Regions from separate parts of the Homo sapiens genome. Here regions 1, 2 and 4 are each linked to region 3. Evidence: chromatin contacts called from ENCODE Hi-C or POLR2A ChIA-PET data. All regions are on one chromosome and are shown on one strand. Each heading gives the region's core, a stretch centred on a gene start or an enhancer-like site at or near the end of the contact. The rest is flanking DNA. Distances are from core to core; before and after follow the strand shown.

Evidence for each region. Hi-C counts contacts between places; a loop is a spot of excess contacts on that map. ChIA-PET counts read pairs that join two places held with the same protein, here RNA polymerase II (POLR2A). Pooled maps may share reads with other maps.
Region 1: a loop to region 3 is called in a map of B cell, with 18 times the contacts of the local background. The contact joins the promoter of TRPC1 here to the enhancer-like site in region 3. A Hi-C loop is called at or near these places in 1 of 168 maps with a recorded cell type or tissue (B cell) and 6 of 50 pooled maps. POLR2A ChIA-PET finds 5 or more read pairs at or near these places in 1 of 52 experiments (Panc1).
Region 2: a loop to region 3 is called in a pooled map, with 7 times the contacts of the local background. The contact joins the promoter of PXYLP1 here to the enhancer-like site in region 3. A Hi-C loop is called at or near these places in 1 of 168 maps with a recorded cell type or tissue (posterior vena cava) and 8 of 50 pooled maps. POLR2A ChIA-PET finds 5 or more read pairs at or near these places in 1 of 52 experiments (CD4-positive, alpha-beta T cell).
Region 4: a map of naive thymus-derived CD4-positive, alpha-beta T cell shows a loop between it and region 3 (11-fold over the local background). The contact joins the promoter of XRN1 here to the enhancer-like site in region 3. A Hi-C loop is called at or near these places in 2 of 168 maps with a recorded cell type or tissue (CD4-positive, alpha-beta memory T cell and naive thymus-derived CD4-positive, alpha-beta T cell) and 10 of 50 pooled maps.

The regions. Positions count from the first base shown.
Region 1 is chr3:142,721,526-142,728,065 of GRCh38, reverse strand. TRPC1 (transient receptor potential cation channel subfamily C member 1) reads right to left here and starts at 4,032. Exons shown (of 13, transcript NM_001251845.2): 1 at 3,335-4,032. The coding sequence starts at 3,506. RefSeq lists an enhancer at 2,614-3,480 and a silencer at 3,739-3,788.
Region 2 is chr3:141,228,120-141,234,572 of GRCh38, reverse strand. PXYLP1 (2-phosphoxylose phosphatase 1) reads right to left here and starts at 2,748. Exons shown (of 6, transcript NM_001037172.3): 1 at 2,662-2,748. RefSeq lists a silencer at 2,630-3,009.
Region 3 is chr3:141,793,607-141,800,215 of GRCh38, reverse strand. The region is part of intron 4 of GRK7 (G protein-coupled receptor kinase 7); the gene reads right to left. Among named protein-coding and RNA genes, the nearest start is that of GRK7, 34 kb to the right of the region's middle. RefSeq lists enhancers at 2,537-2,656, 3,327-3,386. Within about 2 kb of position 2,580, at least 32 of the 41 ENCODE cell types and tissues checked have a DNase peak (open chromatin) inside an H3K27ac peak, as active enhancers do; they include B cell and CD4-positive, alpha-beta T cell, where a contact is called at or near this core.
Region 4 is chr3:142,445,418-142,451,852 of GRCh38, reverse strand. XRN1 (5'-3' exoribonuclease 1) reads left to right here and starts at 3,816. Exons shown (of 41, transcript NM_001282857.2): 1 at 3,816-3,983. The coding sequence starts at 3,909. ATR (ATR checkpoint kinase) reads left to right here. Exons shown (of 47, transcript NM_001184.4): 47 at 2,251-2,618. The coding sequence ends at 2,424. It also overlaps the pseudogene EIF2AK1P1. RefSeq lists enhancers at 3,819-4,098, 5,631-5,990.

The DNA of each region.
Region 1 (6,540 bases), core at 2,783-5,282, 930 kb before region 3:
CAGCAAATCAAACAGTTTATGCAGGTTTATATTTACAAATATATACTAAAAGCTACCATCTACTCAACAAGTTTTTTTTTTTTAGAGGAAAATTAACATGAACTACACTTAGTTTAGGTGTTTTCTAAATAAACTTATTTACCCTTTCTCCTGTTAACAGACCTGAGGGACACCATAGGTGCCTACAAATAAAAGAGGCTCATTATGACACTAATTCTCAATGAGAGAGGACAAAGCCATGGCTGTAAGAATCACTACTTAATTTTTCATAAAACAACATATTTATAGTCAGCTCTTGTTTCAATTAAGTTTTACCTCTGAATTTATATAGCTTTCTATCTCTAGAAAGAACATGAGTATACTTTCTGAGAATTTTATCTGGGGGTCCTAGACTTCACTTTATATATTGCTGGCACAGTAACTTTCAATTAAGGTTTTCCTTTACAAAGAAAGGATTCAATGTTACCTCTGAGATGATCCTCACCCACTATGAAGATCACTAACAGCCATTACTAAGTGGCCACTACCTAGATCAGCAGTTGCCTAAATCTACCGAACTTACTTACATAAAAGCCAGCTATCACAAACTATAAATCTTTTTCTTTTCTCTTTCCTACATTTATTGTACTCTTTAATCTGTACACATCTTTCAAAGGGCCACCCATCCACTAACATACACATATCCATCTCATCTCCACAATTTTTGCTTTAGGAATTCCTCAATTTTTCCTAAGAAGAATATGTTATGAACATTTTGCATATGTACAACAAGAATGCTACATGAAAAGAATGAGACACTCTAGAACACCATAGATACTCTAGAGTTGATTTACTCTGGTGCTACTGAAGTACCATGCTTGCTTTTTACCCTTCATTGAACAAATGTAATACACAGAAATCAAGGTTTATAAAGCATCCATACAAAGAAAATGTAATTTCAACTAGTAAGTCCAAATATGGATGTGTCTTTTCTGACACAAATGATGTTCACTCATTCACCTACAACCAGATCTATATAACGTAGTGGTTAGGAGTGCAGGCTCAAGATAAATGCCAGTTCTACTATTATCTAACCAATGTAACCTTGGGCAAAGTAATTTTAAAATTTTGCTAAGCCTCATTTTCCTCATCTACAAATTGAGGACAACAACAGATCTGGCTCATGGGGTTGTGGGGTTTAAATGAAATCCTCTATGAAAAGCATGAACACTCGACCCCAATAGCTGCTTTAGTGAATGTTTAACATTTGGTCTGAGGAAGGCTCCAGTGTAATGGTGGAAGTCATAGCTACTTCAGGAAATTGTTCACTTTTAGACTGGTTTAGGTAACATTTTAAAAAGTCTAACAATATTAGCGAATACAAACACGTAATCAAAAGAATATTCCTATAACTCAAAGTTACTTTTTAAATGTAAATGTACCCCATAAGTATGCGTAAGAATTATGCTATTTTTCCAAATCTAACTCAAGAAGTTGTTTAGACATACCTGAAACAGAAAATTCCCATTTTAGCTCACTTGTTTTAAAAATTTCTAATTTATATATGGGGAAAATATGCATATTTAATTTCCACCCTACCCCCCCAAAGCCAAGTCTCTCATCTCAATTATGTTATAAAATAAAAAACTGACAAAGAATATCAAGGTATTTCACCTGGTACTACTAAATAGGCTATACAACTATCATAAATTAAAACTCTCTTTTGTTTGAGATATGTCATGCAATAATCCTAAATATACACAATGCACAAATACTTGCTCAACCATATTCCACTGATATTTTTCTGTCCTCAGTTTGACAGGAATATCAAATTTCCTTTCTTGACATACTTTCTGTTTGCTTTAAAATAACCATTGCACAGTGAGCTGGAATACATGGAGCCAGCACTTACTCATTTTAGTACAACACAATCTTCTCCCCTTCCTCTCTCAGAACTTTTGAGGGAAGAGAACTCAGGCAACCCACTCCAGCAATACTAAATAATTTTACATAATCCACAGACCCTATTTTTGTGACGTTGTAGATGTATATTCTGTTTCTTTACATCTCAAAGACTGCTCAAAGTTGTGTCCATGGTGTACTTTAACAATATTATTAATATTGCTTTCATAATATTATTTAATACTATTACATAAGAACATAAAAATGGCTCAACCACAGACATAGGTGGACTTTGTTTATATGTCAATTGTTTTCAAAAAATCATGTAAATAAAATCCTATTTCAAAAGCAGGAGGAGAGGTTAGGAAGGCTGTCATTTATTAATTACACATTCACACATACAAACAAACAAACAAAAATCCTGTGTAGTTAGTCTTTTCATAGTGTAAACTGCCCTTTGGGTTTGTTCCAGAAGTTTGCATGTTTCTAACAGAGTTTTCCTAAGTGTACAGCCATATAAATTTGGAAAAAGAAAAATTTTAGTGTTTCCATGTAGGAAACAAAAGCAGTCTTAGGGCAATCAATTTCCTATCCCTTTTGTTATATACATCACTACAAAGGATGATTGCGTGACATGGCCTTAATATGGCCATAAAAATGATTAACTTCTAGACTAAAAAAAGGATAACGCGCTAAATATATTCCACATATTTTTGCCTTGTAATTCCTGTAATTATTTTTCACTATCTTTATCTCCCAAAGAAAGATCTGGGAGCAATAAATCTTTCTCTCCAATAAAAAGCACTAACAATCAAAGGCGTTCCGTAAATCCAGAGAAAGTTTTGGCAACTAAGGCAGAATTTCTTCCGTCCCGTCCTTACTTCATGTATCTCCACCTAGGATATTCCGTTATTAATGCCAGTCAACAGTCACTGGCTAAAGCACTGGTCAGGTGAAGCTAAATAATAGAGGGTCTGGTTTTGTTTTTAAGAAAAACAAAAACCAGGTGATGAGAACCCTCCATACGAGGCATCCTAAGGTAAGGTGACGGAATTTTCCGACTGGAGTGTCGGAAACTAGCCTCTCGACTCCCGGAAGGAATGAACTGCGAGCCAGAGAGAAGACCAGGTCATTCATGCGGTCAGTAGCAAGGGCGGCGCTAAAACGCTGGGGTCGGGGCTCCCAAGGCGCTACCTAAACCCCGGACCCCAAGGCCAGAGCCACCCCCGACGGTGCAGCGCTCCGAGGGCGCAGCCCCAGCTCCACTCTCCCGCCAGCTCCACACTCACAGGGCAGAGGCGGTGAGGAGAAGACCGCCTGAGGCAGCAGGCGAGGCGGGAAGACACTCGGCGCCTGAGACAGAGGGAATGCCCCGATATAAGTTGAGGCGGGGGAGAGGACTAAAGGTCTGGAGGACAGGGGCGTCCAGAGGAGAAAGGGGCCTAACTCTCACCCTTGTCGCACGCCAGCAAGAAAAGCTTCTCATTCAGCGTATTCTCCTCCTTCACCTCCCGCACATCCTTCAGCGCCATCACCTCGTTCGGCGAGGAAGAGGATGGAGAGGAAGGCAGGGAGGAGGAGGAGGCGCCCGAGAGGTCCGTGCTCGGGTACAGGGCCGCCATCATCGCGGCCCATGAAGGGGGCAGGCCAGGAGACGGGGGCGGGGCCCCCACCGGCCCCGACCCCGACCCCGACCCCAGCCACGCCCCAGGGCTGGAAAAAGGATGAGTCGTTCCCACTGCTGCCTCGGCTCGAGGCCCGTTGGCCCCGAAGGGCGTCGCCTCCCCTGAGAACCAGCACTCGCCCTCCACTGACAGCCCCAAGTTGGTGGCGGCGCATGCGCGGCCCCGGGGCCAGCGACCCCTCCCCAGCCGCCGGCGCCCCGGCCGAGCCGGTCCGCGCCCGTCCGGGGACGACAGTGTGGCGCGCGCCAGGGCGGCAGCCGAGCACGGGGCCGTGCCAGGAGTCGCAGGGGCCGCGCCTGGGGCGGCCTAGCCCAGGAAGAGGACGAGAGATCTGTGGGAGAGGAGCTCCAAGAGGCGCTTCTGCGCACGTTGGGCTCCAGGGCTGTGGGAACCGCTGGCCCAGCTGCGCTCCGAGGAGATGTTCGCGACTCTGTCCTCACGTCATCCTCTGCTCCTCTGTAGCGACGACACTAGGGAGGAGCCTGCGGCAAGGGCGGGCTTGGGTGGGCGGGGCCTGCGGCAAGCGGGGCGTGGGTGGGTGGGGCCTGCGGTGGGGACGCACTGGGCTCCTGGAGCCCGCTGCAGCTTCCTTCGCTCTGGTGAGGTGAACCGCAGTCTGAGGAAGACTTCGCTCAATCGTCCCTTTCCACACCCAGGGTACTGGTTTAAGGTAATTAAGCAAATATGGAGCAGTATGTTAATTGAGTCTCTGACGACTTAATGTTTAGTCGAAATCCTTTGTGGAATTGTCCAGCTATTTCATATTCTGGTGCACTATGCTTTAAAGCACAATGGAGAGCCAGACTCGTGGGTTTGTATGTTGTACTCATTTTAGGCTGGAAATGAACTCTCATTTATAAAGGATATATAGATATATAATTATATTATGTTTAAATAATTTATACAAATATATAAATTTTTATTTCCATATTATTTCCATAGGTTTTTGAGGAACAGGTGGTGTTTGGTTACATGAGTAAGTTCTTTAGTGATGATTTGTGAGATTTTGATGTACCCATCATCGAGCAGTATACACTGAACCTAATTTTGTAGTCTTTTATCCCTCTCCCCCTTCCCAACCTTTCCCCGAGTCCCGAAAGTCCATTGTGTCATTCCTATGCCTTTGCATCCTCAAAGCTTAGCTCTCACTTGTGAGTGAGAACATACGATGTTTGGTTTTCCATTCCTGAGTTACTTCATTTAGAATAAGAATAATAGTCTCCAGTCCCATCCAGGTTTCTGCGAATGCCATTTATTCATTCCTTTTTATGGCTGAGTAGTATTCCATCATTATATATATATCACATATATATATACCACATATATATATATATATATATATATCACAGTTTCTTTATCCACTCATTGATTCATGGGCATTTGGGTTGGCTCCACATTTTTGCAATTGCGAATTGTGCTGCTATAAATATGCATGGGCAAGTATCTTTTTCGTGTAATGACTTCTTTTCCTCTGGGTAGATACCCAGTAGTGGGATTACTGGATCAAATGGTAGTTCTACTTTTAGTTCTCTAAGGAATCTCCACACTGTTTTCCATAGTGGTGTACTAGTTTACAGTCCCACCAGTAATGTAGAAGTGTTCCCTTTTCACCGCATCCACACCAACAGCTATTATTTTTTGATTTTTTTGATTATGGCCATTCTTGCGGAAGTAGGGTGGTACATACGGCATAGCAGTTTTGACTTGGAATTCCCTGATCATTAGTGATCTTGAGCATTTTTTCATATGTTTGTTGGCCATTTGTGTATCTTCTTTTGAGAATTGTCTATTCATGTTTTTTTGTTTTTTCTTGAGACAGAGTTTTGCTCTTGTTGCCCAGGCTGGAGTGCAATGGCGTGATCTTGGCTCACCGCAACTTCCGCCTCCCAGGTTCAAGTGATTCTCCTGCCTCAGCCTTCCGACCAGCTGGTATTACCGGCATGTGCCACCACACCCGGCTAATTTTGTATTTTTAGTAGAGACAGTGTTTCTCCCTGTTGGTCAGGCTGGTCTCGAACTCCAGACCTCAGGTGATCTGCCTGCCTCAGCCTCCCAAAGTGCTGGGATTACAAGCATGAGCCACTGCCCCCAGCCCTTTTCATGTTTTTAGCCCAGTTTTTGTTAGGATTTTTTTTTTCTTGATTATTTGTTTGAATTCATTGTAGATTCTGGATAGTAGTCCTTTGTCAGATGCATAGATTATGAAGATTTTCTCCCACTCTGTGGGTTGTCTGTTTACTCTGCTAACTCTTCCCTTTGCCATGCAAAAGCTCTTTCATTTAATCAAGTCCCAGCTATTTATCTTTCTTTTCATTGCATTTGCTTTTGGGTTCTTGGTCATGAAATCCTTGCCTAAGCCAATGTCTACAAGGGGTTTTCCGATGTTATCTTCTAGAATTTTTATAGTTTCAGGTCTTAGATTTAAGTTCTTGATCCATCTTGAGTTTATTTTTGTATAAGGTGAGAGATGCAGATCCAGTTTTATTCTCCTACGTGTGGCTTGCCAATTATCCCAGCACCATTTGTTGAATAGGGTGTCTTTTCCCCCACTTTATGTTTTTGTTTGCTTTGTTGAAAATCAGTCGGCTGTAAGTATTTGGGTTTATTTCTGGGTTCTCTATTCTGTTCCATTGGTCTATATGCCTATTTTTATGCCAGTACCATGCTGTTTTGGTGACAGTAGCCTTATAGTATAGTTTGAAATCAGGTAATGTGATGTCTCCAGATTTGTTCTTTTCGCTTCATCTTGCATTGGCTATGCAGGCTCTTTTTTGGTTCCATATGGATTTTAGGATTATTTTTTCTAGTTCTGTGAAGAATGATGGTGGTATTTTGATGGGAATTGCATTGAATTTGTAGATTGCTTTTGGCAGTATGGTCATTTTCACAATGTTGATTCTACCCATCCATGAGCATGGGATGTGTTTCCATTTGTTTGCCTCGTCTGTGATTTCTTTCAGCAGTGTTTTGTAGT
Region 2 (6,453 bases), core at 1,499-3,998, 570 kb after region 3:
TGCAAGAAGAGGCACTCCCAGCTCGCCACAGGAAGCAACACCCACTGGAGTGGGGATGGTGCAATCTGAAGTGGCCAGTGGGGCTCTGCAAGTGGTACCCTGTCTCCCTGGGAGCTTCCTCCGTCAGTGGGCAGGGATAGGAAATGTTAAAGGGGACTGGGGCTACAGCTCTGGGCACTATAGGTTAAGCTATGGTGGACTCAACCCTCAGCAGACAAACTTAGTAGCTTCCAAGGGCGCCCACCACCACCTACCCCAATTCTTGAATGAAGACAACTGATTTTCTTCATGGAAATCTTGGAGTCCCCACTGAGGTTAACGACCCACCATCAGAGACTGATCCGTAGATTGCACTCACTGCTCCAAACACACACAAAAATGAGTTTGTCTCTGGTGATATGACACATTAAAAAAAAAAAACTGTTGAATTTAAGGGTAACATTTTGAACAGTGTAGCAAAGTGTAGAAAACATTGGTTGTGAACTCAGACTAATTCACCGGGGCATCCATTTTTTTTCCTCACAAACACTGAGTACCCCTATGTGGTAGACAGGGGGGACCAGGCAGGGACCTGGGGCCACAGAGGTGGTTCCTTCCACCCATCCCTGAAGATGCTCCTGCACAGTGGGGCATCTGACAGCGACTCATCACAGAGCGGTGTAGGGAGGGCCAAGGAGAAGCCCACGGGAATTTCTGGACAGAGAGACCCTACTGAGCCCCAGTATGTCCTTGGGCTACTTATCTAATCAATAGTGAAGTAATATTGAGCTAACTATTCAAGCTGATCAATAGAAAAAAGAGTTACAGATACTGCAGTTCCACAAACACTCGGAGTGCTGTGCTCCAAAGGCCAGGTGGCCCACGCTGTTCCTGGTGCCCAAACGCAGCCTCCCAAGGCATCAGTGAGGATGGGCTGGCCAGGAGCCAATCCCTAACAGAGAAGTTCCCCCTACACATCCTTTCTCTGAGATAAGCAATTAATTTAATCCAAGACTTAATGAAAGCCAGGAGAAGGGATGGGGCAGATTCATACACTGGCTTTCAGGCTGTCCCGTGCATCTTCACCTCTCTCCAGGGACCACGAGGGTTTTTTTTTTTTTTTTTTTTTTGACAGGGTTTTGCTCTTATTGCCCAAGCTGGAGTGCAATGGCGCAATCTCAGCTCACTGCAACCTCTGCCTCCCAGGTGCAAGCGATTCTCCTGTCTCAGCCTCCTGAGTAGCTGGGATTACAGGTATGCACCACCACGCCTGGCTAATTTTGTATTTTTAGTAGAGACGGGGTTTTTATGTTGGTCAGGCTAGTCTCGAACTCCCGACCTCTGGTGATCCGCCCGCCTCGGCCTCCCAAAGTGCTGGGATTACAGGCGTGAGCCACCGCGCCCGAGGCCTTTTGATCCATCTGCTATAAATCCCCTTCCCACAGATGTCCCGATTGGGCACCAACACCTCTGAGGAGGGTAAGTTACTGCCAAGCCCGACCGCAGTCGCATCCCGTTTGAAAGGGTGGGCTCCGCACTGCCAGCTTCACACCCACGGGCCTTCTGCAAATATCAACAAACGGCTCCATTTGTGGAGCACTCTCCGATCCCCCATCCACCCCCCTACACTTCCCCATTCACAGCTCGATCTGATTCCCCATCTCTCCTGATTTTACTTGTTGAATGCTTACAAAGGATCCTTGCCTTTCCACAAAGACACTGGCTAGCCAGGCGGTGATAACCTCACTCACTACAGAGCCCCCTCGCAATCGCTGAACTCACAGCCGAAGCGGGAAAATATGGCTCCACGTCCTGCACCGTGAATCCTTTACCATCCACAGGTACAATTTAAAAGGCAGCTGCGGCTGCAAAGCAGGCAACCTACCCTAAGCAAATCCATTCTCTCTCTCTCTGTGTGTGTGTGTGTGACAAACCCAGCTTATTTAAAAGATCAGGACATAGGCAAGTTCACCAGCAAAAGCAACGTCGTGGGTCTACACCACACGGTCCTAACCTGCGCATCCAGGAATGTTAACCTGCGCTCGGGCGGCCCCGTGGCCAGGCCCGGGACTCCCGGAGGCGTCAGGCTGCAGGTGGCTGCCAAGAGGAGCCAGCCCCGTCTCCGGGAAAGGCCGCGAAGTTGCGGCCGCCTCCTTACCTGGAGACTAGCCGGCTCAGGACCGCCCGGGAAGGGGGATCCCGGGAGCTTGAATCTCGGCTGGAATCCAGCGGCGGGAGTGCGGGGGCCGTGCGGGAGAGGGCTGGAAGGGCGGGGGCGAGGTGGAGGCGGGCTCCGCGGGAGAGTGCGGGGCTGCGGGGGGCGAGGGCTTGGAGACAGAGCCGGGGGTTCGCAGCGGGCGTGAGACGGCGCCAGCTCTGGGAGAAGGGGGCTATGGGGCGGGCGCCGGGGCTGGGACACCGGGCGCACGGGGGGAGTGGCAGGAAAGAGGGCGCAAGTCCTAGGCTCAGGGGCGAGCGCGGGGATAAAGGAGGAGGCTTAGTCGCGGGATTCGGACCCGACGCTTCGAAGCGCCCCCAGCCTTCCCGCCCCTCTCCCACTGGCGAGTTAGGGGGACCCCCTCAGTCTCCCAACCTCGGACCCTGGACGCCCACCCGCCTAGAACCTCTGCGCTGCTCGGCCCCAACGGCAACCGCCCCGGCCCAGGCCCGCGCCGCACTCACCGCCCATGGTCCCAGGCCGGCCCCAGCTCCGTCGCTGCGCGCCCGGCTCGGCGCTCGCCGCCAGCTCCTCCCGGCGCGAGGGGAGGCGAGGGCGGCGCGCACCCGCCACCGGGGAGCTCGCGGGGCCCGGCAGCGCCCCCTGCCGACCCCGCCGCGCCCCGTCTCAGTTCGGCCGGCCCTGCACCAGGAGCCCTGGAGCTCCGCCCCGGAGGCGGTGTTGCGGTGCGGCTGGGCGGGGGCGACCGCGCGGGGTTGCTGAGAGGACACTGCCTCTGGGAGGCCCAGCACAGCCCGGAGAGACTGGTCAGTCTGCAGAGCCCTCGGCGTGCAAAGCCACGGGCACGGACAAGCCGAGCGCGCAGGGACCACGACCACAGACGCGCAGGGCTCTCGCGTGCCTCACAACTCCTGACCTGCGATCAGGGACTGCGCGGAGGCGCGCCAAGGCCCAGGAACACAGCCCTGGCCGGCCCGGGCCCTAGTGTGGGTGCTTTGGGGCCATGTGCCTGCCCTGGCGCCGCTGATGCTATCGCCGGGTGGGCGCGCGCGTCTGGGGTGCGCCTGCTGCCACGTAGACCCAAACTGTCACCCCCCACCCCCCACCCCTTTCGGCCTATCCCACACTCCTCTTCCGGCTCAGAACACATCCGGCCTTGTGTTGCTCTAGTCCTCGCTGCTGCTCCGTCTCCAACGGTCTGCAGAGACCCGGGGAGGTCGTGGCCCCGCGCAGTCGCCCTTCCCACCTGCTCCCGGCCCGCGGCTTCCTTGGAGCCGCTGCTGAAGATCCTCAGAGCACTTGAGGGCTGCCTGTAACGCCCCGTTAGACATCTGATAGGCGAACGGTTGTATTTGGTTTGATCAGTATTTGTGGGTCATTTATTGCAAATGTTAGGTTCCAGCTGGTGGAGATTTCCACCAGATTTCTCTGTGGGAGATGAAACGACCAACAGCGATTATCAGAGAGGTCTTTGCTGTCAGCTCGAGGTCTACAGCAACCCTGTGTGTCCTAGCACAACTAGCCTCAGGCAAAATAGATACGGATTCGAATTTGCTACTATATACCTTTGAGGTGCACCTTTGGGAGGATCTCATCCCTTGACTTCTGCTTTCTCTCCTTGATTGATGGCTCTCAAATCCACACACTTGGCTCAGATATGTTAGCCATATTTCCCCCTACCCTCCGGTTTTTTTCTTAGAACTTTCCTCCTCAAGTTACCACGTCTGGCACTAAATTTTACCTCTTCCAAGCTCCCAACTCCATTTATCCCCGTGGTCTCGCCATTCTCTCAGCCACCTGTCATGCCTTCTTCATCAGGTGCCTTAATGGCTCGTCAGTACCGGACTTTGCTGCCTGTCCGCCTCTGGTATTCCCCCGATGCAGCGCTATCCCGGGCCTTTTTTCTGCCCTGAATACTGACAGCCTCTCCCAATCCATGAGCACAAAATCTTTTCACTGTCCCCTTTGGCATCACCCCCAACTCTCCCACCTGGCCCCCACAGAAGCCCACCGCAGCCCGCCCAACAATGTCTCCTCTGCCCCTTCTGATTGTCCTCTCACGGATTGCAGGCTCTACTGCTTAGCTCACACTGTCACCCTCTTCTCTACATGGGTTAGTCAAGGTGCTTTCTGCTGTAAAAGACAACCCAATTCACACTAACTTAAATCACAAAGGGTTGATCCGCTGTGTACATGAAGAGCCTGTCTGCTTCAGGCCTGGCTTTAGTCCCAGGGTCTCAGGGACTCCCCGTCTCAGTTTTGCTGTCTTCCACATGAACTACGCTTTCATGCGCACATGAGACCCTGGCAGATCCAGGCTCACAGCCTCACAGCTCTAGTTCTAGCAGAAAATCAGCTTCTCTGCCAGCCATTGCAACTAGCCTTGGACCTGGCTTTGTTTGCAGGATTGGGCCACATGTCCATGCTGTGCTCTCAGCCTCTGTGACTCCATGGCAGGTGGGTTCACTCGTGGACACACTATCACCCTCAGCAGGGAGCATGTAGGCACTCTTGGATCCCTTCTCTGTCACAAGGGGACTAAAGGTAACTCAGGGCACCATCTCTAGCCATTTCTCTGCAAAATTTGCCACACCAGCGCTTTGCTTGACAGCGCAGGGCATACTGTGGGGGCAGAGTCTCAGCCTGGAGATAGGACACAGGCCCTTTCTGCTTTCAGCTTCCTCCTTAACCTATCTGAGATCTGTGTCTTTGTACCACCCCCTTCCCTAGGTCCACACTTGGTATAGGGATAGCCTCAGGCCCTCATGGAATCAGGCATCATACACTCCCTAGACTCACATCCTGTTTCTTTACCTCACCTTCCCGATTCCCTGAGGATGTCTATGCTACCTTCCATTCTAGAGGAGGCATCTCCTCCCCCTGTGGACTCTGGGTTCTGAGTGGTACCCACCGAGCCTTAATGGAGAAAGGGGCTATAGGGAAGAAAAAAGAAAAGCTTCCTACAGGGAAAATAGATATGAGGAAGCATCTCAAGACCATTACTCCCACTAAATCTCTTTCCTCCGTGGTTGCTGAAGAGGCAGGATGGCAGCCTGACACAGCTGGGGACCATCTGGCCAGCACCTGGGGAGACTGTGCCAGAGACTGCAGCTGACAGAGGAAAGCAGAGTGGTGAGATAGGCAGGTTTCTTTCTTTCTTTCTTTTTTGTTTACCTTCACAACAGAATGGATGTCATAGGCAGGTTTCTGCTGTGCCTGAATCCCACATACCACTGGATTTTTCAAGTACGTGTTCCAGTAAATACCCCATTTTCCCCCAAGCAAATTAGAATTGGCTTTCTCTGTCACTTGCAACCAAGAGAGTCTTGACTAGTATAAGCCTCTAGCATAGGACCTCACACATTAGTTCCTGTAAAATAGCAACTATCATCACCGTTATTCATATGATAAATGAGCAAGCCATCCTCTTTGGTAACTGTAAACTGTAGAAATGAAAAGTGCATGCAGTATGCTCAATAACTTTTGTCTCCCCTCTTATTCCCAGCCTGCTCCTTTGTCCTTTCCAAATTCACATCTTGACCTCCAAGGAAACCCTCAACATTCATTAAAAGCAGAGCCCACCCATCTTATAAAAATAGTCCCAGACTCACCCAAGTCACGAATATTCCGCTAGGCAGCATTTGCTCCCATGTTACACAAGTGATCCCTTCCTAGACTATAAGCAACTGGGAGCAGGTGTCCAGCTTCAATTCACTTTCAAGCCTTTGAGCAAAAATTGTACAAATATTTGCACAGCCTCCTTTGTCCCGTACTGTAGACTTAAAGAAACAATGAGCTACTGCCTCTACACTTAAAGGGACTTTACCATGGGGAAAGACAAATAGTCTAGGACAGAGACTGAGATGACAGATGACAATACCAGGGAGTCCTCTAGGGGATGGAGGTGGAGTGGTTATTTGCACCATGTTCTAAGTTCCAAAGGCCTGTGCTGCCTGCAGTCTTGACTTATGACAGATTTTATACATCCACACTAAACCTTTCTTCTGTGCCCATCACAGTATCCAGAGAATAAATTTCATTTCAAAATTCCATTTACCATGGGTTTTGTTTCTCCGATGACAAAAGAAGTACCTATTCATTGTTGAAACTTGGAAAAATACAAAGCACACAAAAATAAAGATTAAAACTAAAATTATACATAATAGATTTATGTTGATTAATATAGTAGAGAATATCAAACTGTGATGTAAAGAGAGAATATGGCCTCATTCACACTTCTACCCCACACCTGGCAACTGCAGGGCCTCAGGGAGATAAATATCTTGCAAAAAGCT
Region 3 (6,609 bases), core at 1,331-3,830:
GAACTGAGATGGGAAGGAGCTGAGGGTCTCCCTGAATATAGTATTTCACTTCCCACAGCTCTCCTTTGGGCCTCATGTTCTTGGGTCCTGCTTCTGTCTGGTTCTTTATGACTCTGCTGGGGTGGCAGAGGCATAAAGAGACTATAAACAACATCCAAACGAAGTTAAGTCAGTGGCAGTCAGTAAGTTCTATTCAGCAACATTTATTGCGAGCTTGCTCTGTGTGGCACCCGTCCAATGAGCACATTTCAAAGGTGAGTGACATTAAGGATTAAAGTTACTAATGAGGATACTGGATAAACCTAAGTTGCTCGGTAGAAGGTGTAGGGTGAAAGTGGACAACATACCTTGCCATGAACAAAGGATTGTGAAACACATGCTGAGAGAAAAATTGGAAATAATAATGGAAAACATTATTGAGTGCTTATTCCATGCTAAATATTTTCTGTAGTGCTTTATGTGAATTCCTCATTTGATCTCCATAGTAACCCTATGAGATAGCGTCCATTTTGCAGATTAGGAAACTGAACCATAGAGAGGTTAAATCTTGCCTAAGATCACCAACCTAAGAATCACACACAGGCTGCACCTTGTTTTTTTTTTTTAGACCGAGCCTCACTCTATCACCCAGACTGGAGTGCAGTGGCATGATCTTGGCTCACTGCAACCTCCACCTCCCAGGTTCAAGTGATTCTCCTGCCTCAGCCTCCTGAGTAGCTGGGATTACAGGCGCTCACCACCACGCCCGGCTAATTTTGTATTTTTAGTAGAGACAGGGTTTCACCATGTTAGCTAGGCTGGTCTCGAACTCCCGACCTCCTGTGATCCATCCGCCACAGCCTCCCAAAGGGCTGGGATTACAGGCGTGACCCACCATGCCTGCCCTGGCCTGCGCTTTTCACTACTACATTATTCCGCCTCTATAGAAGTAGGTGAAGTGACTTTTTCTTACCCCTCCAAGTTCCCTTCAGGATTTCTTTTCTCCCTTGTAGAGTCCCCTTCTTCCCTCTCCCCATTTGCCCAGTACTAAGTCCTTGATCTTTAGCATTCTTGCTAAAGATGTTTCCCTTCCCCTTATCCCAGTGAATTCTCCATTTTTTGCCTGTTTCAGGCTGGCTCGGCTGCTCCACACAGCAGAGGGTTCTGGGAGATGGGACCAGACCCTGGGCCATGCTCTGCAACCACCTCCCCAAGGAAATAAGTAAAGAATTGGCCTGCCATCTTTACAGCACTGTAGACCCCCTGGTGTAGTGGAAAGAGCATGAGACAGCGTGCAGGAAGGCCTTAGATTCATTCCAAATAATTTTCAGGACTAAATTCACCTCTTGGTCCTAAAGACAGAAAATGTCAGCCATGGAGCTTTGAAGGGCACCACCTCCTTGAAGAGCGGAGGTATTTCACTGAGGAGAATGGAATTAGAGGCGCACGCCAGACTTTAAGCACCCACATTCCATTGCAGCCTCCAGCTGAAAAAATTAATTGCCTGCCCTTTATGCCATTTGTCTTCTGCATGTGAACTGCCTCCTCAGAGTAGGGTGGGAGGAGAGAACGCGCCAAGCAGCGTGGAGCAGGTCCAACCACGCTGACCTCTTACAGCTGGGTTTAACTCCTGCAGTTACACAGGGCCCTGCGCCTCTGTCTCAGCAGCATCAGAACCGTCTCCTTCAGTGCATGTGACCAGAACCGCCATGCCCAGGGCTGTAGGGATTGCCCGAGTATCAGCACCTCTTAGTGGAGGGGTGTGTGGGTGTGTGTGTGTGTATGTGTTTTATCCTTTTCTGGGTTTTACCTTATTTTACTTTGGGTTTTATGGTGCCCTTTCCAGACCCACACAGTCAACACCTGGTCAGGCAAAAACCAAGTATACCCAGCATTGGGCGACATCGAACAACAGACCTCACGGGGTTTAGCACGCCTGGCAGTGCCAGTGCCCCTCCCCCATCCCCTCAGGGGCAGCGGGAAGTCCTTCTAGTACAGTAATCTCAAGCTTAGTCCCATCAGGGCCACCTGTCACCAACAGGTGTCCAGACATTGGGGAAGGTAGACACCTTAAGGTGTGATTAAGATCCCAAGCCCGTCCAGATACCCCCTACATTGTTCTTGCTGTTGGGTGCTGGCCTCTTCCATTGACCCTGTAGCTGTCACTCTGAACCGAACTGGCAGGGCCCAGGCTGGCCCTGGACAGAGTCCCAGTGTGGCTCTGGACAACCAGGAACCAGACTGTGACCTTCGCAGTGCAGAGAACATGGAGGGGCTTCTGGTGGAGCTGAGAGGGCACAGTTCACCTCTTAACAGTTTTACAAGTCCATGAAAAAGTATGAGTGTGCGCAGGTCCTTCAAGGTCAAGGACACGAGCAACCCTCCACCTCCCATTAAATCTGAAAACTTGGCAACCTCCAATTCCACTATCAAAAGAAACGGCCGTGTCTTCCCTTGGGGTGGCCGGGCCAGGCTGGATTAGCGACGCAGACGGGGAGAAAGGAGCCGGAGAGGAAGCTCCGCGATCCCGGCGCGGCCCAGCAAAAGCACACTGGCACGCCGAGCCAGAAATCGCCCGCGGATGCCTCTTCCCCCAGCTCATCACAAACCAGATCCAGTCGACAGCACAATCCAAACAGAAGAGGGAATCAGAATGTACATGTTTTGTTTGCCGTGGCAGGAGAACTGTTGAGCAGAGGAAAAAAACAAGCTGAGCTTAGCGCTATCAGCTGTTTCCTGGGGCTCTCTCCTTCCTTCCTCCGAGGGGGGCCTGGCCGCTTTGTTCTCGTTCCCAGCTGCTCCTCTGCGCCTTTAAGCAGTGGCCTTTGCAGACCTCGGAGGAATGCGGCCCTGGGACCCCAGGGGACTTAGCTCGAGGCTCCGCCCGCCCCGCATGCTCGGCCCCAGGCCGCAGAATCAGGAGCGCCGCAGTGTCGCGCGGAGGCCGCTCCTGCCCCTGGCTTCTCAGGGCTCGCTTTCTGCCGCCACTTCCTGGGCGGGGAGGGCGCATCCCATCAGAGGCGGCTTCCTGCTCTCCCTGACACCCCTGGAAGGACACCCATTTCACAGAGCCCACACAGGGAGCCCAAAAGAGGGGTCGTCACAATAACACTTTTTGCAGGCATAGAGTCTGGGGTGAAATGGCTCCCACACTGGCGTTGGTTTGCTGTAGTTCAGATCCCAGCTCTACCAGTTATAAGCCGGTCACCCACAGCCGCTTACTCAACCCCTCTGAGCCTCAACAGTTCTTGCCTTATGGGACTGTGACGAAGATTAAAACGATAAAACAGATTGGGTGTCGACCCAAAACCTGGCGCACAGCAGGCCTGCTACCACAGTATGTATTAGCGGCTGTTGTTACCATGCCTGGGTTCTGGTTGTCTCAGGCAGGACAGCTACACAAGACTCCATCAGACTGAAAGGCAGGGCCTGGCACATGGTCAGAGATCAATAGTTCCCGTTCTTTCACTTGAGCGTGTTCTTCAGTGGTTTCATGTGCTATGAATCTCTCTGGCAGCAGGCTGAGGCATACTTTCCACGGTGCCTCTAAGATGCTCAGAAGAAAACCACAAATGAAACCCCACACAGCTGTGAGGAAGCAAGACAACTGTGAGTGTCTGCTTGGCTCAACCCAGATGCAAGCTGCTCACCCACTGCCCACTGCTGCAGCCTTGGGGTCCCGCTGGCTCCCTGTGCCTCGCAGAGAACAAAGCACAGCTGCAGAGGTCACCTGAGCAACTACAGTGCCTGTCAGGTGAGGCAGAAACAATTGCAACAGCGGGGATTGTGACTGAAGGTCTGGAGCTTCTTGTACAATCATTTCTTGAGTGCCTACCAAGTGGCTGACCCTCGGCTAGGCATTTATCTACTTTGTTTCTTAATCTTCTCATCAACGCTAAAGGCAGGCAGTATTAAGCAGGCTCAGAGAAGCAGTCTGACTTGTGTAAGATCATGTGCAGGGCTGTGGCCAACCCATGAGTACATTTGTGCCAATTAGAAGGCACTCCAAATGTCTTGGTGCGTGGAGCAAACCAGCCTCCCATGTGACGTCAGCCCCCACTCTCCCATGCAGGGAGTCAGCCTGCACATCTGTACACAGCAGCCAGAGTAAGTGGCAGAACCAGGATTCAAATGCTCAAGCTCCTTTCTCCTTGACCTGCAGGACTATATTTCATCAGCTGCGCATGATCTAAATGAATGCTCTGAGCTTCTAACATGTGTCTATATTAGATTAGATGACACGGCAACCATTAGGTCCCTGAACTGTATCATGTCACATGACAGCCCCCTCCTGCCGCATCCTGCAGACCCCCTGGCCCAGCCTCTCCTTATTCCCGTGACTCCATTAGACAATGTGCAAGCCCACAGTTCCCTGAGTCCTCTGCTTCCCTCCCAGCCTTTCTGTGCTCATTCTAACTCCTTCTCTTTGATGTAATTCCAAGGCTATTTTTTTTTTTTAACATAGAGCAGAGTCTCGCTTTGTTGCCCAGGCTGGTCTCCATCTGCTAGGCTCAAGTAATCCTTGTGCCTTGGCCTCCCAAAATGCTGAGATTACAGGCATTAGCCACCACACCTGGCCCCAAGATTGATTTTGTCACTTCCCTGCTAAAAACCTTTCATCGGTTCCCCAGCACCCTTGCCAATAGGTTCAAACTCCCCTTGTGCAACTCCTCCAGCCCCTAGGGCCTGGTGTCTGCTAAACTCTCTAGTTGTATCGTTAGTCACCCCTCCCACCTCATGACTCCACACTGCAGCCAGCTGCAAAGCCACTCTGTTCTGCGACTGAGCCTCAGGCCTTGTGCTGCGAGGCCTTTATGCCAGGGTTTTCAAGTGTGGCACTGTGGATGTTGTGGGCTGAATATGCTTTGTGTTGGGGGCTGTGCTATTCATTGTAAGATGTTTGGCAGTATCCCTGCCTCTACCCACTAGATGCTGGTAGCAGTTCCCCAGTCATGACAACCAAAACTGTCTCCAGACATTGCCAAGTATCCCCAGGAAGTTTGGCACAATCACCCGCCATTGAGGACTATTGAGCTCTGCTGATCCCTTTACCTAGCGCATGCTCCTTCCTCTTTACCTGTCTGGCTTCATGTCTTTTAAGTCTTAGCTTGGTTGTCCCTTCCCCTTGGAAGCCCTTCCTGACCCTGTGACTCCAGGTCCTCATGTTGGGCTGGGTGCCCTTCCTATGTACCCAGCTCAGACAACCCTGATCACACCGTATTATCACTGCCCATGTCCTTGTCCATCCCTTTCCTCTCCTGGAACTTCATGAAGGCAGGCATTTGTTTGCCTGGTTCCCTGTTTAGTATTCAGGGTCTTTGTTTGCCTGGTTCCCTGTTTAGTACTCAGGGTCTAAGTCTGTGCTTGTGACACAGCCTTATCTAACAAATCATTCTTGACACCCCATCTCCCTTAACCCCGTATCCAAACCATCACTGAGGCCTATTCACTCTGAAATATTATATCGCCCCAATTCATCCACTGCGTTCTGTCTCCACTACTCCCTCTGTGGTCTGAGCCCCATCACCTCTTACCTGGATTACAAAGACCACAAACTACCTGAATCTCCTCCAATCTGTTTCACTTCACCTGGGGTAATCTTTTCAAAACAAAATTTGAAACATGTTGTCCCCTTCATGAAACCCTGCCACAGCTTTTCCAGTGATCAGAGACGATCACCCAAAGTCCTTAACATGGCCCATAATGCCAGGTTCCGTCTGGCCCCTGCCACCTCTCCATCTTCATTTGAACCACATTTCCTCTTACGATGTGCTTTTCATTTCCTGGCTTCCTTTTCATTTCCCCTAAAGCAAGAGATACTTGCCCAGACTATTCCCATGGCCTGAAATGCTCTTCCCCACCTGTGGGGGCTACTTGGCTCCAATCCCCTCTTCAGGTTCTTGGCCCCCACCCTCCAGCTGCTGGTGCCAGGCCAGTTTCCAGTGCCCATGGACAGGGCCCTGTGCTCAGAGGCATACCTTTACTGGGGTTTAATGCTGTTTGTAATCATTTATCTTTGAATTTGTGTCTTTTAAGTGAAGTCCAATAAGCCAATAGAGCCGTACTTGGAGCCTCAGCTCACACAGTCCCCCTCCTGCCACCTGCTTGCCTCCCCGGGATGGGTTCATGGCTGTCTGCTTCCCCACCTCCCACTTCTACCCCCACCCTCACCCAGTGACTATTGCCACTTTCTGCCTGGTAGGGGCCTGGACTCAGGTGCAGGGAGGGCTGGGGTCAGGCACATGCTTCCTCAGGTCCAGTCGTGGGTTGGAGCCCTGGGTGTCTGTGAGGGTCTCTACTCACTCTTTGAGTATCCCAGAGCCTGGGGAAGTATGACATTAAATAGCAAATCCAAACCCTATGGCTGGTTGAAAAATAGAGCATGAAAGGAGGCTTTTTCCCGATATTTGAAGAAGAGGCCCTATATTTTTATTTCACAGTGAGCCCCCAAATTTATGCAGCCATGCCTGGCTGGGGCCACTGCTTGCTGATGGCTCACAGCTGCACCCCTCCCTGGGAACTGCCTTCTGCAGCGGGGATGGCATCCCAGGCTTCCGCCCCCTTCTGGCAGCTACTCACAGTCACTGACTGCATCCTTAGGGATACACAAGTCTGGACCCCACCTCAATT
Region 4 (6,435 bases), core at 2,567-5,066, 650 kb before region 3:
TCTAAACAGCTGAAAGAGCTCTAGCAGGATCACACTCAAGCTATATACATATCTAACTGGACAAAGCCAGCCCTGGTCTCTACAAATAGTTTTTGTTTTTTTTTAATTAGCTGGGCTCAGTGGCACACTCCTGTAGTCCCAGCTACTTGGGAGGCTGAGGTGGGAGGATCACTTGACCCCAGGAGTTGGAGGCTGCTGTGAGCTATGATGACACCACTGCACTCCAGCCTGGGCAACAGAGTGAGACCCTTGGCATCATACTCAGATCCTTCCAACTGCTGGGATGAAGCATACAGACAAGTGCCCACTCTGGATATAGGTGTTGGTGTTCTCTTTCTGTTTCTATGGGTCCAGTCTGTGTTCTTTTGTAAGATGTCTGGGCAAGCCAGACCAAAGTCTCCTATTTTTACTTGCTGATCAGGGCCATGAAGAAAAATATTTCTAGGCTTCAGATCTCTGTTTACAATACCCATGTTATGTATGTAAAACACACCTTCCACTAAATCTTGAAAATTTTTTGTTGCAACACTGGCCATAAGGACAGGCAAACTTGCCCACACACTCTTGGCCCTGTTTGTTTCTCTCAGCTAGCCAGTCCCACAGCTGGAGCTTGCACACCTGCATCTGGATGTGCAGCATCAGGTGGTACTGCACCTCGATCCCCAACAAGTTGAAGTTTTCTTTGGAAGATTCCTCAGTGGATGTGAAATTCTCCTCTAGGAGGGAATTACACCTGAGCAGCAGGGGCTGTTTCACAATTGACCAGGTAGACAAACCAGCCAGGCCATTTTCCTGGAGCTCCAGGGATGATTCATATTCACTGGTGTCTCTTAAGACGGAATTGATGGTGTAGTTCACAGCTTGTTGTTCTGATTTTGAGTGTCAGATTCTGCAAAGGGTTTTTCTTTTCTGAGGTGAGCTCCGCGAAGATAATGGGTGAGCTGCTATTTTCACCATTTTTAACACCGTATTGGTATCTGTCTGCTTGGTCGGAGAACACTTCCAGAAATGGCAACTGAACGGAAGCTCTGTCTGCTTGTGGTTGGACCACTTGAACATGTTCTGTCCACGCAGTGTGATAACGAATGATATTAGGGTGCTGAAGACCTGCCAGCACCTTCATTCCCCGTAGTTCTTTCATGTAATGTGTTTTTGTTGCACCCTTAATCAGGATTTTTTAAATTGCATAATACTGACCATCTAATTTATTCCTGACCTTGTATACTCTTCCATATCCACCTTTTCCTAAGATGGCAAGTTCTTCAAATTCATTTAAGTAACGTGAAGTTTGTGCTTCAAAGGGTACTTCCCTTGATCTGATTTTCTGGATATGAGAAATAGCCTCACAAGGATCCTGATGAACTCTCTCTTTAGTGGACCTCATTAAGTGAGTAATAGCTCTGTGGTGATGTAGTCTCAATGAGCTAAACTTGTCACAAGTGAAAGAAGACAGCAGCCCCATTTTGATAAAGGTCTGGCAAAGTAACTTAAACACTGTCTTGAATGAACTGGGTTTGGTTCACGCACATGGCTCAAGTGCTTCACCAAAGAAATAAGCGGCAGCTGGTTTGCAACTGCAAAAGGGAAAGTTGGCTGTTGTAGGGGTTATTTTAATACCTGGAGTTCTGCTGGAACATAAGTCATATTTGGAGTCCAGGCTCTTGGCGGAAAAGTCGATGGCAGATGGCACAGCAACAGTCTCCACCCCGTGGCCCTCCTCTTTGTGCTCGTGGGCTGCAGCGCAGCCCACCAGCCCACCCAGCACCACCTCTGAGAATTATTCTTCTAATAACGTTATTCTTCCTTTTGCATTCAGATATGCTTAAGAAATTGTACAGTTCCAAGTAGCTCACTTAGAACACCCATTTGCATGTACTAACATAATGTAAATATTAGGCAGTACAGCATTGTTATTTGAATATTCATTGAAATGTTTAAGTCCTAAACACTTCCAAAGCAGATTTAAAAAATTATTTTTCTAGAATTGTAATGTGTAAATAATTCCCTGGTATTTCACGTAGTCCAGAAACATGTCCAAGCAGTTGATGTTGAATCAATCTTGCGAGCCTCCAAATCAGTATCACAAGCTAACTGTATTTGTTTAATTTCTTCTTTTCCTGTATTTGCTCTTACAAAAGGGGTATTGGTCAGTAAAATGGTATTAACATTTATTAAATGTCAAAATATAAAGAAAGGTAGTAATTCCAAATTATTAACATCTGTTTTTGGTTTTATGTTTCTTCTTTTTAGGCCAAGACCCATGTTCTTGACATTGAGCAGCGACTACAAGGTGTAATCAAGACTCGAAATAGAGTGACAGGACTGCCGTTATCTATTGAAGGACATGTGCATTACCTTATACAGGAAGCTACTGATGAAAACTTACTATGCCAGATGTATCTTGGTTGGACTCCATATATGTGAAATGAAATTATGTAAAAGAATATGTTAATAATCTAAAAGTAATGCATTTGGTATGAATCTGTGGTTGTATCTGTTCAATTCTAAAGTACAACATAAATTTACGTTCTCAGCAACTGTTATTTCTCTCTGATCATTAATTATATGTAAAATAATATACATTCAGTTATTAAGAAATAAACTGCTTTCTTAATACATACTGTGCATTATAATTGGAGAAATAGAATATCATGTGTTCTTATGGTCAAAAACTATATTTGCAAGAAACAAGCAAGTCTAATTTCATTTTACAACTTCTATTGATTTCCTTTTAAAAGTCCTAGCTATTGTAAGGATTCACTTGAAGAACAAAATTATATGGAATAAATACTGTGGGCAAGGCGTTGTGCCAGACTTGTGCATAGAGCTACCCTCTCCTGCCCTCCAGGAAGTGACAGTCTAGTAAGAGAGATATATAAATATAAATAGCATATCATTAAGTTCACTTAATAAAACTTTGTTTTAAAGTGTGATAGGGAAAAAATATAAGCCAAGAAGCGTGAATGTGAAAACGAAATAAACATTCTGTAATTTGTGTGATGCTGCCATACTGCAGTCCCAGAATGCAGAATCCAGTGGTCATGAAAGACAGCGATACTTAACATTTCCTGAGATCTTAAAATCCAAAAAGTATTAAATGTTTAAGGTTTTTCTGTAAGTTTTCATCCAGAAGACTTAAATACAAAGTAACGGGTTAATACATTCAAATAAGTGGAAAACTCTTACATTTAAAACTGATAATTTCACTTAAGTTGATAGAACTCTCCTTTGCTGTGCGGTTGAAAGTGTGATGGGGAAAAATATGATAAACCCGGATGCAAGAATGTCAAAACTAAACATTAAATGATTTCGTATCCAAGGTCTTATGTTAACAGTTGCGGGGGGCGGGTACATGGGAAATTTTTTTGAACAATTTGGAAAAGAACGTTTTTAAACGTATGTATTAAGAAACGTAAGTTTAAATTCCTCAGAGAAAAAAAATTATTGACAAAACAACAAACTAAGCCAAGTAAATCACCAGATCTTTCGAAATCTGAATGAAAAATACTGAGATTAGCAACCCTAGGAGACAAGCGGAACAAAAATCAGTGTTCGATACCCTTCCCACACCTTCGTACGGTTTTCATGCCACTTCCAAATCCACTTAGAAAGCACAACTCTATCATGGGGCATTTTCGCCCCTAAGTTGCAACACACCAGCAAACCTCCGCAGATTCCCTGACCGCCACTGGACAGTACCGCGGCCCCGGCCGCGCGAGGCCCGGAGGGCTAAGCCCCGCCCCTCGGACGGCCTCGGATCCTGCCGCTCTAGGCCCGCCGGGCGCTCTCTATGGTCGGCCGGGCGGTGTGTTGTCATCCGCGGAGCGACGACCGGAGGCTGCGGCGGAGCCCCGGCGGGGCGTTTGGTTTCGGTTTGGCCCTGACTGGGATTAGTGTTGACGATCGAAATGGGAGTCCCCAAGTTTTACAGATGGATCTCAGAGCGGTATCCCTGTCTCAGCGAAGTGGTGAAAGAGCATCAGGTGGGTGAGCGAGGGGCAACGGCTCAGAAAGCCGAGGACCCGGGGCTCCGCGGCCCTCTCCACCTTAGAGCTGGGGCTTTCGAGCCACCTCTTTCCCCTCGTCGTCTGGACGATTAGTGGCATTAGGGAGGGGGACGGAAGGTTTGAGGACGCCCGGATGAGCCGAAAGGGGCTAAGGACGCAGGTTGCCTGTGTGTGGACAGAGCCGCTGGGTTCACGGCTTCTCTGACAGCTCTTGCTTCTGCTGGTCCTTCCGCGACTCCGAAATGAAGTCCTGGGAAAGAACGCTTTTACTGTTCTCCGGTTTCCTCCCGGGGAGCTGCAAGTTGCCTTTTTCCTTACAGAGGCTGCGAAGCTGGAGTGGGTGTCCTCGTAGGTTCCCCCATCCCACCCAGAGCGGCAGACCCACTTACAGACGATAACAGCCGCTTCCGCACGCAGTCACCTTGTTTACTTTCCCTGATCTAGAGCGCGGCCCACCCGGCCCCCGGAGCCTAGACTTTCCGACGTGGCTGATGGTCATATTGGTGATGCCTTTTGTTACTTTCTGTTATTTCAAAAGCAGCACCAATCCCCTGTTGCCAAAACAAAAAACTCTTGGGCCAGCTGGGGAGTGGGGCGTAGGACCTTTTATTTGGAGGCCTCACTGTGTGACAGAGGGGGTTGGGAAACGAATTGATAGAACATTAATACTACTAATAATATTTGGCATGTACTGACCCCAGGACAACGTTAATGTGTAGATTCCGAAAACGTAGTTTATATATTGGAACTGTGGAAAGAGAGGAGAAAGCAGTCGTCTATTAGGTAAACTAGACTTTGGGTGATACTTTGGTGTTTGTCACATTTAATGAATTTGATCTCTTTTCTGATGCTTTACAGAAAAAAAGCTTGAAATTTGTGTAGCTGATTGAATCAGTTGTGATGGGTAGTATTGTAAATAGCCTATTAAATTATGGTTTAATCGGCATTTACGAACATGAAGGTAGTTTACTTCTGGAAAGGAGTTTTTGTTGCTGGATTCCAATCAGATTTGGTAGATGAGAAATAGACTACAAAAAGTTTCCAAGGTTAGCTTATCTTGAATTTATTTGAAACATAGATTGAGTTAGGTTTAGAGAGGTATTTTTTTCCCCCGGGGAGGGCTAAAAAGGAAACCAGTACATTGCAGAAATGGAGACAACCAACTTTGGCTTTTCTTGCATCCTTCAGTCAGTACCTGCTATATATCAGTCACTTTATCTCTAAAGTGCAAAAATAATGCGATTGTTATTCGTGATGATTTAATACATAATTTGTTCAGTAATATTTTTATTCTGTAGTCTGTGGCACAGAATTTGGTTTGGTGAAAATATCTTAGATTCTCTCCATCCTGAGGAATTTTGTTACTGAAGAATGAAAATCTCTTTAATGCAGTTTTATGACATGGACACTAAGGATAGGTTTTGTGAAAGCTTTATATAGAAACTGGGAGGAGAATTATTTTTAAATTTCACTGTAAATAAATTTTAAAATTTGGTTCATTGTTGTGATACCTTTCAAAAATGTTTGATTAAAAAGAGACCAAAGGTTATCAGCTTCTCTGTTAAGTAGAACTTAAAGATGGTAATGCCTAAATAAGTCACAGGCATTCAAAAGCTAGTCCTGGGCGGGAAGGATAGGGAGAAGAAGTAAGTTACGGGAAGTCAGTGGTGTGGCCTCAGTAGCATAGGTTTTCAGTTTCTCTGAATCATCTTGTAAAAACAGAAAGAGAAACTAGAAACCAAAGTTTAAAATCCATAAAACAATTACAACAAACCATGTGACATGCTATCCCCATGAAACTCAAAACATAACTAGGTGAGGCAAACTATCAATAGTCTCTAGACACCGTTGATATTGCCATCTGTGCAAAAGCGAGAAGGAAGCAATGGGGCAACATCTGATGAACCTTAGAACAGAATTCCAGAATAGCCAGCGGTATCCACTAAAAGACTGTGCTGGCCAATTAGATAGCGGTAGCTGAAACAGAGGAGTTTTATTCACTCCATTATTGACTGGGTGAAGGTCTACCATAAGAAAGACCAAACAGGCAGGAGTAGTCTACCTCCTGTGAACACTCAAAACTGACTTGCCAAGGTGCCATTCTAGACCAGAGCCCTAAGGAAAAGGGAGTGGAATAAAGTCTTACGGAAATGTTATGCTGGAAGTGGAATAAAATTTTATGAAAGGGACAATAGAGACAAGAAGAGAAGGAGATAGACCATATAAAAGTGAGGCAAAGTCATAGAATCAAGAAATCTTAGAAAACAAACCACAAAGCAAACCACTGTATTTTTTAACACTACCCAGAAACAGCTTTGTGAACTTATATTCCCTGAACCTCTACTCATTCTAAAAGTTCAAGAAAATTAAATTCACATAAAAATGAGCTACAGAAAGGTATTGAGATCAAATTACATACAAAGTTATT